2 separate regions of the Homo sapiens genome follow, and region 2 is linked to region 1. Evidence: chromatin loops called from intact Hi-C (ENCODE). Cell type or tissue: gastrocnemius medialis. All regions are shown on one strand.

Region 1 (8,000 bases):
GAGGCGGTAGCTGAGTGGAGCCTTTCACATGGTAAGTGCTCACTAGTGTCAGCTGCTGTTGTTATTCCCAGTAGGAATAAGAGGGGAGAAGCTCTGATCACCATGCAGGTGGGAAGAGCATCCCCTTCAGAGGGAAAAGCAGAGAAAAGGCAAGGAGTTCTCTCCCAGCCAAGTGGGGGGTGGGGTGGGGAGTTGGTGGTCAGTGATGGGGAAGTGGGGGGTGGTGGCGAGGCTGGAAAGAGAAGCAGGGGGCCAACCCTGCTTTGGTTCTTAAAACAAAACGGTTTTTTGTTTTTGTTTTTTTTTTTTAAGGTGGGGATAGGACCTGTGTGGATTTGGGAAACGACTCTGGCAGCGGCCCAGCCCCGGGGGAGGAGGCTGCAGTTAGGGAGGCCACTATTTGGGTGAGGGGAAGTGTGGCCATGGGGAGGGGAGGAGCCCAGGCTGAATTACAGGGGAGGTTTTAGGAAGAACAGCCAGGACTTGTACATCTGGTGGCCCCAGGGCCCTGGCTTGTGCTCAGGATTGACAGATGTGGAACGGGTACCCCAGGTCAGCCTTGGTATGGGGCTGAGGCCCTGTGTGACTGGGCTGAGTGGGGTGGCCACTGGAATATCCTGCAAATCACCCCTGTGCTGCCGTGACGGAGGGACCTGATGGTGGGAGGCTGCAGGGGGATCCTAGTCGTGGCCGCTTCTTACGGGGGTCCTGCTTCCCAGCAAAGATGCATCAAGGAATATGGAGCCTGCAATTGTGGGGCTGCCCTCCACACCAGAGTGAAGAGCCAGAGGGGCCTCGTGGAAATGTGCAGGGCATGTCACACCCACACCTGAGAAAAGGGCCCAGTCCTGACAGCACCAGCAACCAAGCAGTTAAAAGTATTCCGTGGCTTCCAGGGTCACAGAGTGGAGCCTTCCCCAGAGTCCAGAGCCTGGATCCAGGGTCATTGTCCCTGCAGAGCTCAGAGCCCAGATTCTCCCTGCCCCACCTCACTGTCTTTGGGATTGATTGCTCAGCAAAGACAAAAAGGCAGCGATCCTCCATGGACCAAAGCCTCTGAGCCAGGGCCCATCCCCCAACAGTGGGGTTCCTGCTATAACAGGTCTCCTGCCAGGTAGGATAAGACACCTCTGTGTAAAAAACATGTCCACACACACTCCCGCGATGTTGGTGCAAAAACAATCTGTTCGCCCTTCCTAGAGTACTGACTGGTAATACCATATTCAAAAGCCTTTAAAAAAGCAAATCCTCAGTGAAGTTACAATTATTCTCCTGGGAGTACACCAAGGGAATTATTAGACAAAGATGTTCATAGCAGCAGGTTTGTAAATCACCTAGACAGCCAATCATCAAGAGTGAGGTAAAGAAGTTACATATGGGACATCTGAACAACGGATTCTTCTGCAATCATTGAAGTGTGATCTAGAAATATTTAAAGAGATGAGTTGTTTGTGGCAAATTAGTGAAAGTGCAGAGAGTAAAATGTGACGTATGACCACGATGACTTTAAATATGTATTACAAATAGACAAGAAAGGCTGGACAAATATCCACCTGAATGTCAGCTGTGTTTCTCTGAGTTGGGATTCTGTCTATTTGTTATGGTCTCAGGGATGCTTTCCCATGTTTGCAAATTTGCAGATGACGAACATGTATCATCCATGTTTGCAAAGGGAATCAGTTTGTGTGTGTGTGTGTGTGTGTGTATCTCAATGGCACAGAAATAAAAGGCCAAGTTAAAGATCCATAGTGACTCACTGCTTCCCCAAAGCAAGTTTTCTCTCTCCCAGCTTGGAAATTATTATGGAAAATGCCAGATGTGTGAGGCCTGGCTTGGACCTTGTTTATGCAGAGCTGGGCTCCCCAGAAGGGCCATCCCCAACCACCTAGGCAGGGTCACCCAGGAGGAGCTAGTTACGTGTGCAGGCCTTGTTCCATGCAAGCATTCTTGGGACCAGAATCTAAGAAATATCTTTTATTTTTTTTCCTCCAGAAATGTCTTTGTGTGTATCTAGTAAAATATACATAACAAAATTTACCATTTACCATTTCAGTAGCATTAAGTACATTCACTTGCTGGGCAACCATCACCATGATCTGTCTCCACAACTTTTTCATCATCCCAAACTGAAACTCCATACCTACTAAATAATAACCCCTCAATCTCGGCTCTCCCCAGTGCCCAGTAAGCACTGCTTTACTTTCTGACTCTATGAATTTGACTATTCTCGGGACCTCGTACAGGTGGAATCGTACACTATGTGCCCTTTCGTGTTTGGCTTGCTTCACTGAGCGTCATGTTTTCAAGGTTGATCCACGTCATATCATGTGTCACAACTTCATTCCTTTTGAAAGCTGAGTAACACTCCATCGTATATATATATATCACCTTTTCTTTCTCCGTTCATCTACCCATGGACACTGGGGCTGTTTCCACCTTTTGTCTATTATGCATAATGCTGCTTCTTTTTTGTACCAGAAGTGTACAAATATTTGTTAGTGTTTCTGTCTTCAATTTTGGGGGGTATATTCTTAGGAGTGGAATTGCTGGGTCCTGTAGTAGTTCTGTATTTACATTTTTGAGGAACTCTCATACTGTTTTCCATAGCAGGTGCACAATTTTACATTCCCACTAACAAAGCTAACATTCCCACCAACAAAGCTAACATTCCCACCAACAGGGTTAATTTTTAAATTTTTTGTAAAGATGAGTTCTCACAATGTTGCCCAGGCTGGTCTCCAGCTTGTTTTTGTTTTGTTTTGTTTTGTTTTGCTTTGTTTTAGACAGAGTTTCACTCTTGTTGCCCAGGCTGGAGTGTAATGGCACGATCTCGGCTCACCACAACCTCTGCCTCCCAAGTTTAAGCAATTCTTCTGCCTCAGCCTTCTGAGGAGCTGGGATTACAGGCGCCCACCACCATGCCTGGCTAATTTTTGTATTTTTAGTAGACACAGGGTTTCTCCATGTTGGCCAGGCTCCTCTCAAACTCCCGACCTCAGGTGATCCACCCGCCTCAGCCTTGGTCTTGAGCTCCTGAGCTCAAGCAATCCTCCTGCCTTGGCTTCTTAAAGTGTTGGAATTACAGGGGTGAACCACCATGCCCAGCCAGGACTTCTTTACATATTCTGCAAATGAGAGATATTTTTTGTATATACAGTACTACAGTTTAAACCAATTGTTAAAATACTAATTCATTACTTTTTAAATTTGGAAAACATAAAAAGGGAGGTACAAGAAGCATTCGTGTTTATATGCTTTGACTCAGCAATTCCACATCTAGGGATTGGATATGCACAGATTTAGCTGCAAGAATGTTTATCGTAAAAGAAAGAAGTAAGGAAGAGATGAAACTGAAAACAACATCAATATCCAATAATCTCACATGGGTTAAATAAAATACAGCCCCGCTGTGTATGATCATAAGCAATGCTGTGAATGAACACTAAATGATGTGTGACATTTAGAATATAGCCACGGTTACAAAGACAAAGTTGCAAAGCAATATTTACGGCATGATCCATTTTTTGTCTCAACAAATGCATAATTGTGTAAAAAGAAAGTCAAATGTTAACAATGGTGATCTCGTGTGAGGGAATCTCAGTCTACTTTTCTTCTTTGTATTTTTTTCCAGTTTTCCAAATTTCATGCAATAAACGTGTGGTCTTGCAATCAGACAAAAAATGTTATTTTTTAAGCCACAAGCATATATACAATGTTATCCCGATGATGTAAATATCTATATATTTCGATAAAAAGATACTCCAGGCCAGTATTTTCCCTGGTGCCTCGGAAAGGTTTCTCCTTTTCTTACTTTGTACTCGCCTAGGTTTTACAAATTCTCCACTGTCTGGTTGTTTTACCTGGTTTAGGGAGGGGAAAAATACAGGAAAAGTTGTTAAACTTTAAAGTGGAGATCCAATTTGCGCGAAAGCTCGGAATCAGCCCCACGGCCCGCGGCCGCAATGAGGCCCCGCCCAGGCCCCGCCCCAGCCCCGCCAGGCCCCGCCCCACAGCCGCCTGCCGAGCCTTTCCCTGAGCTTTCTGAGCGGGCCGCGCAGAGGCCCCGCCCAGGCCCCGCCCAAGCCCCGCCCTCTCGACTGTGACGCAACATCCGCACAGCCCGCGGCCTGGAATCTAAGAGACTGCCACCCAGAGGCCCCGCCCCTGGCGCGTAGAGGCCCGGCGATAGACTTGGCCCCGCCCCCTCAGCTGCGGCGCTACGTCCGCACCGCCCGCCTCACCCTCGCTGGGGCTTCCGGAACAGGTCGCGCCGAGGCCCCGCCCCCCGGCTGCACCAGGCCCCGCCCCTTTGGCTACGGCACTGCGACCGCGCCGCGCGTCGCGCCCTCGTCCTGACTTCCGGGGCGGGACGGAAGAGCGGGCGGGACCGTCCAGTCCAAGGCGCCGCGGCTTCCGCCCGGGAGGCGGGCTGGTCCCAAACGAGGTCGTGCGCGCTTCCTGCGATGGTTTTTTGCTGTCCCCGTCTGGCCCCAGGTGCGCGGGACGTAGAGGCCGGACAGCCGGGAGGCGGAGATGAAAGGGGCCAGCGGCCCGGCCCCGGGGACACGCGTGCCAGGCCCTGCTGCAGCCCCCGAGAGGTCGGAGGCGCGGAGCCAGGGCTGACCCTGTGCACTGGGTCGAGGGCCACCCCTCGTCTCAGCCTAAGCTGGACGCACCACCCGGGCAGAAGTGACATCAGAACCCTAGGCTCCGTTGTCAACCACGGTTACTGATGTCACCCCTTCTGCACAGGGAGGAAGGTGTGGCCCAGCGAGGCATCCTCCCGTCTTAGTCGGGGTCTGCCCTGGGTGGGAGGGATTGTAGGACCCCCTCTCCGCTGGCTGTGACAGCCTAAGCTGGTGAGCTGTTTCTAGCCAGAGTGCCCCTTCGGTGAAGTCTAAAGCCCCGAGATGTCAACGGCAGCTGCCGTGTATTGAAAAGCATGTGCCAGGCCATCCTGGACTTAGACGTAAATGTGTTATCTCAGTACTCCTGGCAGCTGTATAAACGTGCATGCCACCCCTTTTCACAGATGAGGGGCCGAGGTCAGAGAAGCAGCTTGCCAGAGGCCCTGGAGGGCAAAGGGACACAGCCTAGATTTGGACCCAGATCCTTGATACTGAATCTCAGCTGTTAGCCTGTGTGCTGAGCCGGCATCCTGTGATAATAGTTTCCCTTCAGTAGGTGTAGCTGGCTGGCAGCTCTGTTGATTACCTTAGCTCACTGCTGCCTCCTCGAGTTGGAAGACCCGCTTACCCAGAGCTAAGCCCCTCTCCCAACTCTGAAGGTGCTCAGCATCCCTCAGCTTGACCCAGGTTGCCTGGAGATTCCCACCCACTGGTTACCCCAGATCTCCCAATACTCTGCCTCCCTTTGCTTGGGGTGGGAAAGGATGCCCTCTGCCCAGGATCTGAATGGCCGGTGTGTGGCGCCAAGCCTGCTGGGCCTGTGGTGCCAGGGCTACAAGTGCACAACAGAACACCCCCAGTGTGCTCACACAGTGTCAAGCCAGCCCCCAGGGTGCCGAGGCTGCCTCTCCCCTCTGTACCCCGTCCTCCCTTGTAATGCGGAGGGGGCAGTCTGGCTTTTTCCTTGGCTTTCCAGGTTGGTATATGCTGGACGTCAGCAGCAGATAGGACACCCCAGCACAATGAGCCCGCAGCAATCCGGACTTTCTAGCCTTCAAGTGTACCTCAGAGCGGAAGCTGCGCATTTGATTTTTTTTTTTTTTTTTTGGCTCCATATTAAAGAACAAAGCATGGGAACTGGACAGGTCCCTCTGTAAACAGAAAACACATGTTTTCTGAGAGAATGGGCCCTTCCTTTCCTGGTTTCATCTCCCGTGGACAGAGGCCTCCTTAGGCCCGCTGACTTCAAGACCATGGAGACTGTGGACCGAGGGCTGAGAGGAGGTGATTCTTCTTTGCTCAACTCAGGGACCGGACACTCGCCTTCTTTTTTTTTTTTTTTTTTTTTTTTTGAGAGTCTCGCTCTGTCGCCCAGGCTGGAGTGCAGTGGCGCGATCTCAGTTCACTGCAAGCTCCGCCTCCCGGGTTCACGCCATTCTCCTGCCTAAGCCTCCGGAGTACCTGGGACTACAGGCACCCGCCACCAAGCCCGGCTAATTTTTTTTTTTTTTTTTTTTTGTATTTTTAGTAGAGACGGGTTTCACCATGTTAGCCAGGATGGTCTCGATCTCCTGACCTCGTGATCCGCCTGCCTCGGCCTCCCAAAGTGCTGGGATTACAGGCATGAGCCACCGCGCCCAGCTGACATTTGCCTTTTTGAATGGGGGCCAGGACAAGTGCTAGAGGTCTGCTCAGCAGTGGGGTGTGGTCTGAGGAGGGAGGGCCCCTCAGAGACCTGAACAGGAAGTGGGGGTCTGCACCATTTGTGTCCTCCAAGCACACTAGAATTGTTTAGGGTTCTACCCGAGCTAGCTCCAAGTGAACGTGTGTTCTTTGGAGCCTGCTAGCCACAAATGGGCAGAGACCTCTAACTCAGATGAGAAGCCTGTGTCTGCAAAGAATGGGCATTCTTGGACTGAGTACCCACTGCTGTGTGTCCTTGGGCAAGTTTCTTAACCTCTCTGGGCCTCACGTTTCTCATCTGTAAAAGCAGGATAATAGTTATTTAGGATTCAATAAGATCATGGAAATAGCCCCATTGGACACATAACTAGGAGCTAATTAATAAGTGAGCAAAATCAAACATTGTCTCTGTTTCAATGCTGAGCTACGGTAGAGTGGCCCAAGAATCCTCTACAGACACCCAGGGTGCCCATACTCCAAGGAGCACCTCCTCTTCCCCTGCCTTCTGTTGGGCACAGCCACTCCCAGGCCGCCGTGACACCTTTTTGGAAGCAGCCGTCTTGCAGACAGATCATCCCTTTGAATCTCCCCAGCAGCCTGAACTTTGTCCTTGAGGGGAGATTTGATTTGCGGAAATAATCAGACATCCTTTAAGACAAGTCTGCTGAATGGATGCTCAGAAGCCAAGCCAGGGCCTCCTGTCCAGGGCCAGCATGTGCCACGACTGTAAAGTCAGAAGCCAGTCTGGCCACGTGCTCTGAAGGCAGTATAGAAAAGATCTGGACTGGATCATCGCCACTGGCGTTGGTGGGTGTGAGCGACGTGTCCGTGTGTGTGTGTGTGTGTGTGTGTGCGTGTGTGCATGTGTGTATGAAAATAGAGATATTCACACACACCCCTGAGCTTGGTGGACGGACCAAACCAAAGCCTGCCTAATTAACATGAGGCTGCCTTTCATCTCTCAGCCCACAACTTGATTTTCATGGAAATTTCTCTGTGTGGGAAAATTACAAGCATTTCTGATACAGGCAAGTGTTGTGAGAGTATGGCAGCATGTTGTCCTGGAATACTGGGATTTAGAGGCTGGGTTCCCCTAGCCTGTTCCTAACCAGCTGTGTGGCCTCTGGCTCCTTTCTTCACCCCCCATCTCTTGGTTTCCCCATCTCAAGTGCTCCAGGAAGGAAACACACAGGCTGTGCCCACATGCGTGGGCATTCACAGCACGTGCGGGTGACATTGCTCATTAAAACACTGTAAAAATTAATTGGCATTCACAAAGTTCTAGTCACAATAGCAAACATTTTAAAAAATCAGAAACAGGCCAGGCACAGTGGCTCACGCCTGTAATTTCAGCACTTTGGGAGGCCGAGGTGGATCACTTGAGCCTGGGAGGCAGAGGTTGCAGTGAGCCGAGATTGCACCACTGCACTCCAGCCTGGGTGACAGTGAGACCCTGTCTCAAAAAACAAACAAACAGACAACACAAACAATTCAATTGTCCATCAGTATGTGAGTGGGTAAACAAATGTCAATAGGCATATGATAAAATATCACGTAGCAGTAAAAAGGAATGGGCTATTGATAAACTCAACAACATAGATAGCAGGATCCCGAGCAAGAGTTCATACTCCATGAGTTAAAATTTTTTTTTAATAAATTGAAACTGATCTACGGTGGTTGGATTCAGAT
Region 2 (8,000 bases), 52 kb after region 1:
AATAATTTTAATATCTTACTAATCTCTATAGGGGAGGTGTGAAACCTCTGTTCTGTGTCGAGTTGCCTATTGTTTTGAGGCCTTTATGAAAAATCAGATGATTCATATTTAGGATGGTCTAAAGATACATTTAAATCCAAACACCACCCACAAAAAAACTCAGCAGGTAAAATACATAGAGTAGCCATAAACTTAAAAAAAAATTATCTCACCAAGATAACAAAGTGCAGAATTTATTGGTTTGTATCAGCCTCCTTGAGGGCAGAGCAGTTTTTACAGCCACAATAATTTGCAAATGATGATAACTGTTTATTTTGCAAATATGCTCATATTATGAGGCCATCAGTGGAGGCTTTTTTCTTTTCCCATACGTGTAAGTGTTTGCCTCTGTGTTTCTAAATTCTGGATTCAGGCTCTGCAGTTTCTCACCGGCTGAGACCACGTTCCCACGTTCCTGCCTCAGTGGCAGTGGCCGGGAGGAGGGAAGGGCGCGCCCCCTGTGTTGCCTCCTGCGAGCTCCAGCCGCCACATCCATTTGTTCGTAGAAGTGCTTTGTTGTGGCTTGTTTATTTTAAGGGATGTACCTGTTGGTGGAGATGTTAGCAAATCATAAGAAAAGTAAAAAGTTGATGAAATTTGCCAGAGCCGCTTGGGAGCCAGCTCTGCTGTCTGGTGGTTTTAACGACATCATCCCTTCCAGTTCTGGTCTTTTAGCCTATTGACTCCCGCCTCCTTAGCAAGAGGAATATGGCCCTGGTCTGGGCGCTCTGAAAGATGAGGCAAAGTGAAAAGGCCCCAGCCTCTGGGCCGCAGAGCCTCTAAGCAGCGGTGGGCATGGCGATGGTGGTAATAGTAGCAACAGCACTCTCTGCTGCTGTTCACAGGTGCCCGCTGTGTACCGGGGCTCCTGCTTTCAGAAAAGCACCGGCTCTGGGACCCAAGGTCTCGGTTCAGATGGGGTCGTCTTTGTTTCCAGGCCGTGTTGATCAAGGGCAAGTCATTTCACCTCTCCGGCCTCATTTCCTTATCTGTAAAATGGAGGCAGTAAGTGTCAACTTTCTGAACACATGGAAAGCTGGGTTCATGGTGAGCACCCCATAAATGCTATTGCTTCCTTGCCTTATTTCTAAGGCTCAGACTATGCCTGCAAGGGGGCATTTTCATTACCTCCATTCCACCAGGGGAAGCAGCGAACCTCTGAGAGGCTAAGTGGGTTCCCCAAGATTCAACCAGCTGATAAGTGTTGGGCCAGGGCTTGAACCCAGCCCTGCCATCCTTCAAAGCCCATGTGCTGCCATAGCATTCACCGACGCGTGTTGCGGCACGCGTGTGCGTGGTGCCCCGGGTGTGGACAGCATGTTGGTACGCAGAGGTGCAGAGGTGTGTGCGTGTAATGTTTGCACGTGTGCATAGGTGTCCTCTTATTTCTCCATTGCGTGAGGTTCCTGGTAGGTCGGCAGTTTCCAAAGAGGTGAGCTGGTGTTTGGAGGTGCATTGGTCGGAGTGGGCCACACAGTCCTCAGACCACACCTGGGGATGACTGTGCCATGGGCTCTCCACCACCCCAGGGATGCCCGTGGGAAGAAGGGTGGTTTTCCCCAGTCCAGGGCTAGCCAAAGCTGGCAGCGGGTGGACTGGGCATCCAGGCGTGGGCTTCTCGTAGGTGCTCAGCACTGCTGAGGGAGGCTCTGGCTGAGTGGCCTGCATGCTGGGCCTTGGCCAGACGCGCTGCTGCCTCCTTATGTGGACAGGCGGTTCTGGGCGCCGGCCATTTGCAGACTGGGAGGAGTGGAAGTGAGGCCTGCGGGCCCCGGAGAGGAAATGGCGGCGTGGGCAGGCCCAGAACAGGACCGGGAAGGCGGGCCGAGGGAGGGAGTGGCCCAGAAGGCCTCTGTCGGCCGGTCAGCGTGCTAGCGGCCTTTCTCCAAGAAGCGGCCAGCTGGCCAGGCCTTCCCGGGCAGGTCTGTTTGTCTGCCCACATGCACACACGTGCACCTGCGTGCCAGGGCACGGGGAGGTTTAGTGGCCTTATTTCCTAATAGGGAACATAGCAGGGCCTGGGGTTTGATGAGACGGCGTAACGCCCAGCACACCTTCAGACAAAAGAGACCGTGATAAAAACGGTTCTTACTACAAGGTCCCAGCTTCTGTCTTTAAAATGGGGCTTCCAGCCTCCGCCTCAGTAGATGGTTGGAGGCACTGCATGAGATCCTGGTCTGGGGAGCCCCTGGTTCGTTGGTGTTTCCCTTGCCTTGGCCTAGTAAGAGGGGACGGGAGGCCCAGGCTCTGTGGTGGGCCTGTCTCAGCCCATTTCAAACCCTACCCACTGCCTTCCCATGACCTTAACAGGATGGCATTACCCAGCACTCACCCAGATGCCAGGGTGGCACCGGGTGAGTGGCAGTTTCGGGTGGTCCTGGAGAAGGGTCCTGGCATCGGCTGGTATGAGTCTCTGGGTTTCCGAGCTTCAATGAGGGCTGGATTCAGGGTGTGGGCTGGGCCAGCCATTCCGGCAAAACCCCAGAAGGAATCCACAGGAGGTGGGGACCGGGAAGGCAGCCGGGTTGCGCCAGTGCCTGCAAGGGAACCTCTGGCCCCATTTCCTGGGAGCCTGACCCCGCCCTAGGATTCCTGGAGTGGGTGTGCCCACGCTTCCGGCCCAGACGTGGGTGGAGGGATCCCACCCTGCCAGGCCTCCCGCCTGTGCGGCTTCTTTCAACTCGATGAGAGGAGGACTCCTCCTGGGCCTGGTGCTTCGAGGTCCAGACGAGCAGACACTGGCGCCTGTGACCCTGCAGCGGACGCCCTTCAAAGTCCGTGTGGCCGCATTTGGAAGCCTGGGCGGCGTGGAGACGGCGCCTTCAGCTTGAGATAGTAAGTTGCCCAATGCCTGCACCTGTGGAGACTCCCAGCACCTGGTGGGTGAGCCGCAGGGGGCTCGGGCCTCCATACTGGGTCTCCAGCAGCAGGGGTGAGGTCTCTCCTGTGATGGACTCAAATGACTCAAACCCACTGGGCTCTGCCCGAGGCATCTGCGCTATGGAAGCAGCTTGCAAATGGGCTCTCTGGGGCCACGCCGGCCCACGGCGGCCACAGCCTCGGCCAGGAGCCGTGGAGGGAAAGATGAGGCCGCTGCAGCATTTCCGTCTGCCAGGGCGACGGGGGCCAGCAGGGCAGGAGCAGCGGGGAACCCTGGGTGGTGGAGATCCCCTGCCTTGGTCCAGGGGAGAAAGCTGGGGGCCGCATTTGGCACCCCCAGGGCAGTGCCAGTGCATGTTGGATGTTAGACTCAGCCCCACATGGCAAGGGGTGTTGAGCTTTGTTGAGCACATACTAAGTGCCAGACCCCAGGCCAGGTGCTTTCCATCCATTTTGATAAACATCCATTTTTAAATTTAATCTGCCAGTTCCATTTCCCTGCCACATCCATTTGGAGCCAGCACGTAGCAGTGCTGTTCTCAGGCCAGAATGTGGAGTAAGCAGGACAGACAGCGTCCCTGTCTGGGTGGAAGTTCCAGTCTAGTGACGTGTGGGTGCTAACGGTTTTCTATATGAGGAGGCCAAGGTTCAGAGAGGCCGAGGGATCTCCCCAGAGTCACGGGGCCAGCAGGTACCAGAGCCTTCTCCCTAACCCAGGTCCTCCCCACGACTGTGCCTGCACAGAACCACACAGGATCCCTGTTTATCTTCAGATCTTCAGCCTCTCTTGGATGCTGGCCTTGTCTGGTTCTCTCCAGACACCCAGCACTAGGAAGGACCATTCCGTCGGCTTGGAGTTCTTTTGCCCCGGGGAGAGCCGGAATTGTCCTGGGGTCATGGGTCACTCTGGCTCTGAGGCCCTGAGTCCTCTCTGGCTGAGTGGCCAGCATTCAGCGCATGCTGGTTTGGGCTGTATGGGGCTCCAGGGCACCCTGCCACTCTCGGGCTCTGTGCCCAGGCTGGTGTGCTGGCAGGTGTGAGACTGCACGCAGTGTGGCAGCAGGCGGTGGCAAGGAGGGAGCTGTGGTCATCCTCGTTCTTGGTGTTCCTACGGCCCAGAGGTGGGAACGTATGAGACTGTACACCCAGATGCCGTGTGCCAGACCAGGATGGGCTCACAAGACACCAGCCCTGCATGGGCAGACGGGGACCACATCAGGTCACGGGGCACAAGAACCTTCTGGAGACCCCACCCCATCTGTCGGCATGGTTCACGTTCATGGATGACCAATCATCTCTGAGCGCTGTGGCGCTCATGGCCCTGAGTCCACGGGTTTTCTCGTGTTTCAGAGCAGTTCTGAGCCCACTTCATTCTGCAGAGCACTGGCTCAGAGAGGTTATGGAACTCATCATGTGCCAGGCCCCAGGACGGCCACGGGAAGAGGCCTGAGAATGCCGTCGAGTGACGGGATCCAGCAGACCTGGTGGAGCACCGGGGCCTTGGCCAGAGGGGCTGGAGCCCTAGACCCAAGGTCTAAGCCCTGCACTGCCTGCGCCTGGCCCACAGGCATGGCGGCCTCACTGAGAGGCAGGCTGCATGTCCTCAGCAAACACGGGCACCAGACGGAGACCAGACAGAGGCCAGTACCAGGCGGGGCTGAGAAGTTAGCCGGAGCATCCTAGGATGCCAGGAAGCCTTCCAGAGGTGGCAGCCCCGCAGCCCCCGCTCCTTCCCACAGCTGACCTCCAGGGCTGCAGCTGCAGGGCCCCTGCGTCCAGCCCTCGGACCTGCCACGTCCCAGGGCCCCACTGCCAGGCACCGCCCCGTGCCGGCCCTGTACAGGCCACATCTGCTGCAGCAGCCATGCCAGAGCTCCGCCTCCCGGGCTCCGTCCCCATGGAAACCACGGTGGGGGGGGCTCCTCCTGCATTTGGCCCGCTGACTGGTTTCCATTAGAGCCGGCCTGCTTTCCCTGAGCTCTGCCCCTGCAGTTCAAGGCTTCCCCTGGGGGTTTCTTCCCACATTTACCGAGCACCAGCCGTTCCGTGCCAGGGAACCCAGCGGTCTGGGCCCCGCCCGCCCTGGCCAGCACCCACCGGTGGTGCCTGATGCCCGGCACCGTGGCTGCTCCCCTGTCCTTTCTTATCGAAGGCCAGCTGCTGCTGGGTCCTGGTGTCGTGGACTCAGCCCTGGATCTGAGTCAGGGCACTGGGCTCCCATCCTGGCTGGGCCGTAGAATCACTGGTGGGCACTTGAATAAGCCCCTTCCTCTCTCCGGGTCTCAGTTTACCCATCTGTAAAATGAAAAGCTCCATCTATTTCTTGAGTTCCTTGCAATGCCGAGAAAGAAAGACAAAGAGAAAATGAAGCCACAGTACACTGTTGCTGCCGGGTTCTCAGAACTGGGATTTTTGTTTGCTTTCAAAGAGGGTTTTTTTTTTCTAGGGAAAGAGTCATGGAATTTGACCAGAGATGATTGTTTGAGGGGCCAAGAGCCAGCCAGAGCCCACGGACATGCAGCATGGAAGGTGTAGCCAGAAGCCTGGGCAGCGATACCCGCCGGTCCGCCTTGGCATCTGCTTGGCACCCAGTGACCTGGCTGTGAACACAGTGAGCGGAGGCAGGAAGTGTGCCTGCGCCGGAATCCGAAGGGCTCTGGAAAACTCCCCAAGAGGTTTCCGGAGGTCAGAAATGTGGGCAGAAAATGAGATCCAGCTTTTAAAAACCTGGCCGACTCATCCCCCGGGAGCCTAGGGAGGCCTGGGAAGGTGCCTCCACCACCACGTGGCTGAGTTACGAGAAGAGCTCGCCGGGCTGGACCTGGGGGTGCTGGGCTGTTAGGGTCGGCAGCAAGGTGGCCCCAGCCCAGACTACGTCCTGGTGGTGTCTTCCTCCTCCAGCTCTTGGGAGTTGGGAGGCTTCAGCGGGGAGGTGGTGATGGTACTGGGGCCTTTTGCCTGGCCTGCCAGTGGCCAGCATGGCTCTCCCCGTGGGACCTTCCAGCTCCTGCTGCCTGGGGTGGTGGTGCGCGTTGGCCTCCCCTGGGCCCTGTGGGTGCTGGTGATGGCCTGGGAACACGTTTCCAGCTCACAGATGAACAGAGCCCGGGAGGTGGAAGACCTTCTTGGCAGCAGGGAGTGAATGGCCCAGTGGGGTGGGCAGCTTGCTTAGCCTCCCCCAGCCTCGGTATCCTCATCTGTAAAATGCGGCTAGTAACCTTGATCTCCTGGTCAGGGTGAGAGTTAGACGAGACGAGAGGCGGGATCAAAGCTGGATAAATGGCAGGAGACAGCACCGGAACTGCGCCCACCCCGCATCCTTGTCATGATCAAGGCAGACCACACGTCCCAGAGAGCCCAGCTCCATGATGGGAGAGCAGGGCCAGGCTGACTGTGGTCAGGCCCACCTGGAGGGGCTGCTGGCAGGCTCTTGGGTGACAGCCACCCTGCCCTGGTGGCCCAGGTAGCCTGAGAGTTGGCGTTTCCTCTTCCTCCATCTCAGTCAAGAGGCCGAGTCAATTCCCCACTCAGCTTCTGCCCCTGCCTCCTGCCCGAGGCAACCTGGCTTTGCTGACTGGTCCCAGTGATAGGGGACATTGTCACTGTGGCTCAAAGGGCGGGCTTGGTGGCATTTTCAGTTTTCTGTCCTGGGAAGGAATGAAACCTTGGTTCGAGTGGCCGCATCTGGGTGGCCACGGCCTTTGCACCCCCTGCCTTTGCGCCCCCCACCCCACCATCCCGATGAAAGTAGGCCGAGGGCGTCGGCACAGAGCGGCCGCCGCGGTCCTGGCCAGGGCTTGATTTAGATATTCGGGGAGACTGGGATAAGGTAGGAAATGAAGGAAATTTCCCCAGGGAAAGGGGAAGAGAAGACGGAGGAGCTTAAGTACCCACATGATTATTAAGCGTGGCTGGTGATTTACGGCCGGGCAGGCGGCTCCTGGCGGCTCCCTGCCCCCTCCCTCCCAGTGCCCTGCACCCTGGAGAGCCGCCATGGGGAAAACAGAGGCCACCAGGTGGGCCCAGCACCCGAGCTCCGCCTTATCTCCTGGGTCTAGGCCCTCGGCAGTCCCTGGGCAGGTGACGCAGCACGGGACACAGCTCCTCCATGTGCTGGGCACTGACATCTGTCATTGGGGCCACCTCACAGAACCCTGACGGATCACCGGCCCTGTCTTACAGGCCAGGAAGCCCAGGTCTGGAAGGTCGAGCCTCACGTGGCCCTCTAAACGGTGGAGTCTGAGCCAGCCTGGCCACCGGCCCAAACCCTAGGCCTTTCTCTCTACCACGGCCAGGTTCAGTGGCCTCTGGTGGGAAGGGCTGGGGAGGCCCTTGTCCCTCCTTAGAACAAGGGATGCGGGTGGAATGGTGGTGGCTGTGGTCGCGAAGCAGGCCTCTGCCCATCCTGCCCTGTCTCCTGCCTTTCAGGGTGCCTGTACTTCTCTTGGCTGAATTCCAGTCTCCCCTTCAGGGGACTCTTGAGACCCTCAACAGCCAGCCCTGACCCCCTCCGTGGCCCCATCTTCGACCTCTGTAGACTATGGCCTAGTGTCACCTCCTCCTGGAAGCCCTCCTTGCTCTCCACTCACCCATTGCCCTGCTGTGGGGCCTGGGGCCTGGTAGTAGCCTGTCTGGGGCCAGGGAAGTGTTCCTCTGGGAAATATTTTATGAGTGAATGAATCAGAAGAGAAAGCCATGACCTGCCTGCCTGTGCTCAGTGCCACGTCAGAAGCCACCAAGCTGTGGCATTGCCCCGGCAAGTTTATTTTTCCACCTCCACTAAGTAAGTTCCACTTCAGGACTCATCCGAGAGGTTGTGAAGCCACACGTCATCAAAAACGGCATCTTTGCACTCAGCAGGCAGGCTGGTGCAGCCCGTGGTGGGGGACCATCCTGCCTGCTGTGGGGTAAGGACGGCTGTGTGCGCCAGGCTACAGGGAAGCCAAGGCTACTGCTTGGGGGTTTCACTGGGGAATATTAACAAACAGAGGTGGCCCAGAAGGGTCATGGAGCCTTTTCTTCTCAGACTGCTGGGTATGGAGGGCAGGGACCCATTGACCCGTCAGGTGTCACCGGTGGGT

Evidence for each region. Peaks named below come from ENCODE experiments on the same cell type or tissue, not always from the same donor. Only the 100,000 strongest peaks of a DNase experiment are listed, where the experiment ranks them.
Region 2: a loop joins it to region 1, with 4 times the contacts of the local background. A loop is called at or near these places in 28 of 110 quality-filtered maps.

The regions. Positions count from the first base shown.
Region 1 is chr22:46,031,720-46,039,719 of GRCh38, forward strand. LOC124905136 (a long non-coding RNA gene) reads left to right here and starts at 4,391. Exons shown (of 2, transcript XR_007068137.1): 1 at 4,391-4,494; 2 at 5,605-8,000. RefSeq lists enhancers at 1-513, 514-1,287 and silencers at 3,930-4,019, 4,080-4,679. In gastrocnemius medialis, no CTCF peak of the experiment used is centred here; DNase peaks (open chromatin) are centred at 2,272, 2,982, 4,202, 7,062 and 2 weaker places; H3K4me3 peaks cover 1,658 bases; H3K27ac peaks cover 7,854 bases.
Region 2 is chr22:46,083,287-46,091,286 of GRCh38, forward strand. The region is part of intron 1 of LOC124905135 (collagen alpha-1(III) chain-like); the gene reads left to right. MIRLET7BHG (MIRLET7B host gene) reads left to right here and starts at 2,711. Exons shown (of 5, transcript NR_110479.1): 1 at 2,711-2,874. It overlaps MIR3619 (microRNA 3619), which reads left to right and starts at 7,758; the gene lies at 7,758-7,840. LOC112268288 (a long non-coding RNA gene) reads left to right here and starts at 2,881. Exons shown (of 3, transcript XR_002958733.2): 1 at 2,881-8,000. RefSeq lists enhancers at 1,203-1,774, 1,775-2,344, 2,047-3,246, 2,345-2,916, 4,686-5,295. In gastrocnemius medialis, no CTCF peak of the experiment used is centred here; DNase peaks (open chromatin) are centred at 1,945, 2,675, 4,815, 6,965 and 5 weaker places; H3K4me3 peaks cover 5,931 bases; H3K27ac peaks cover 8,000 bases.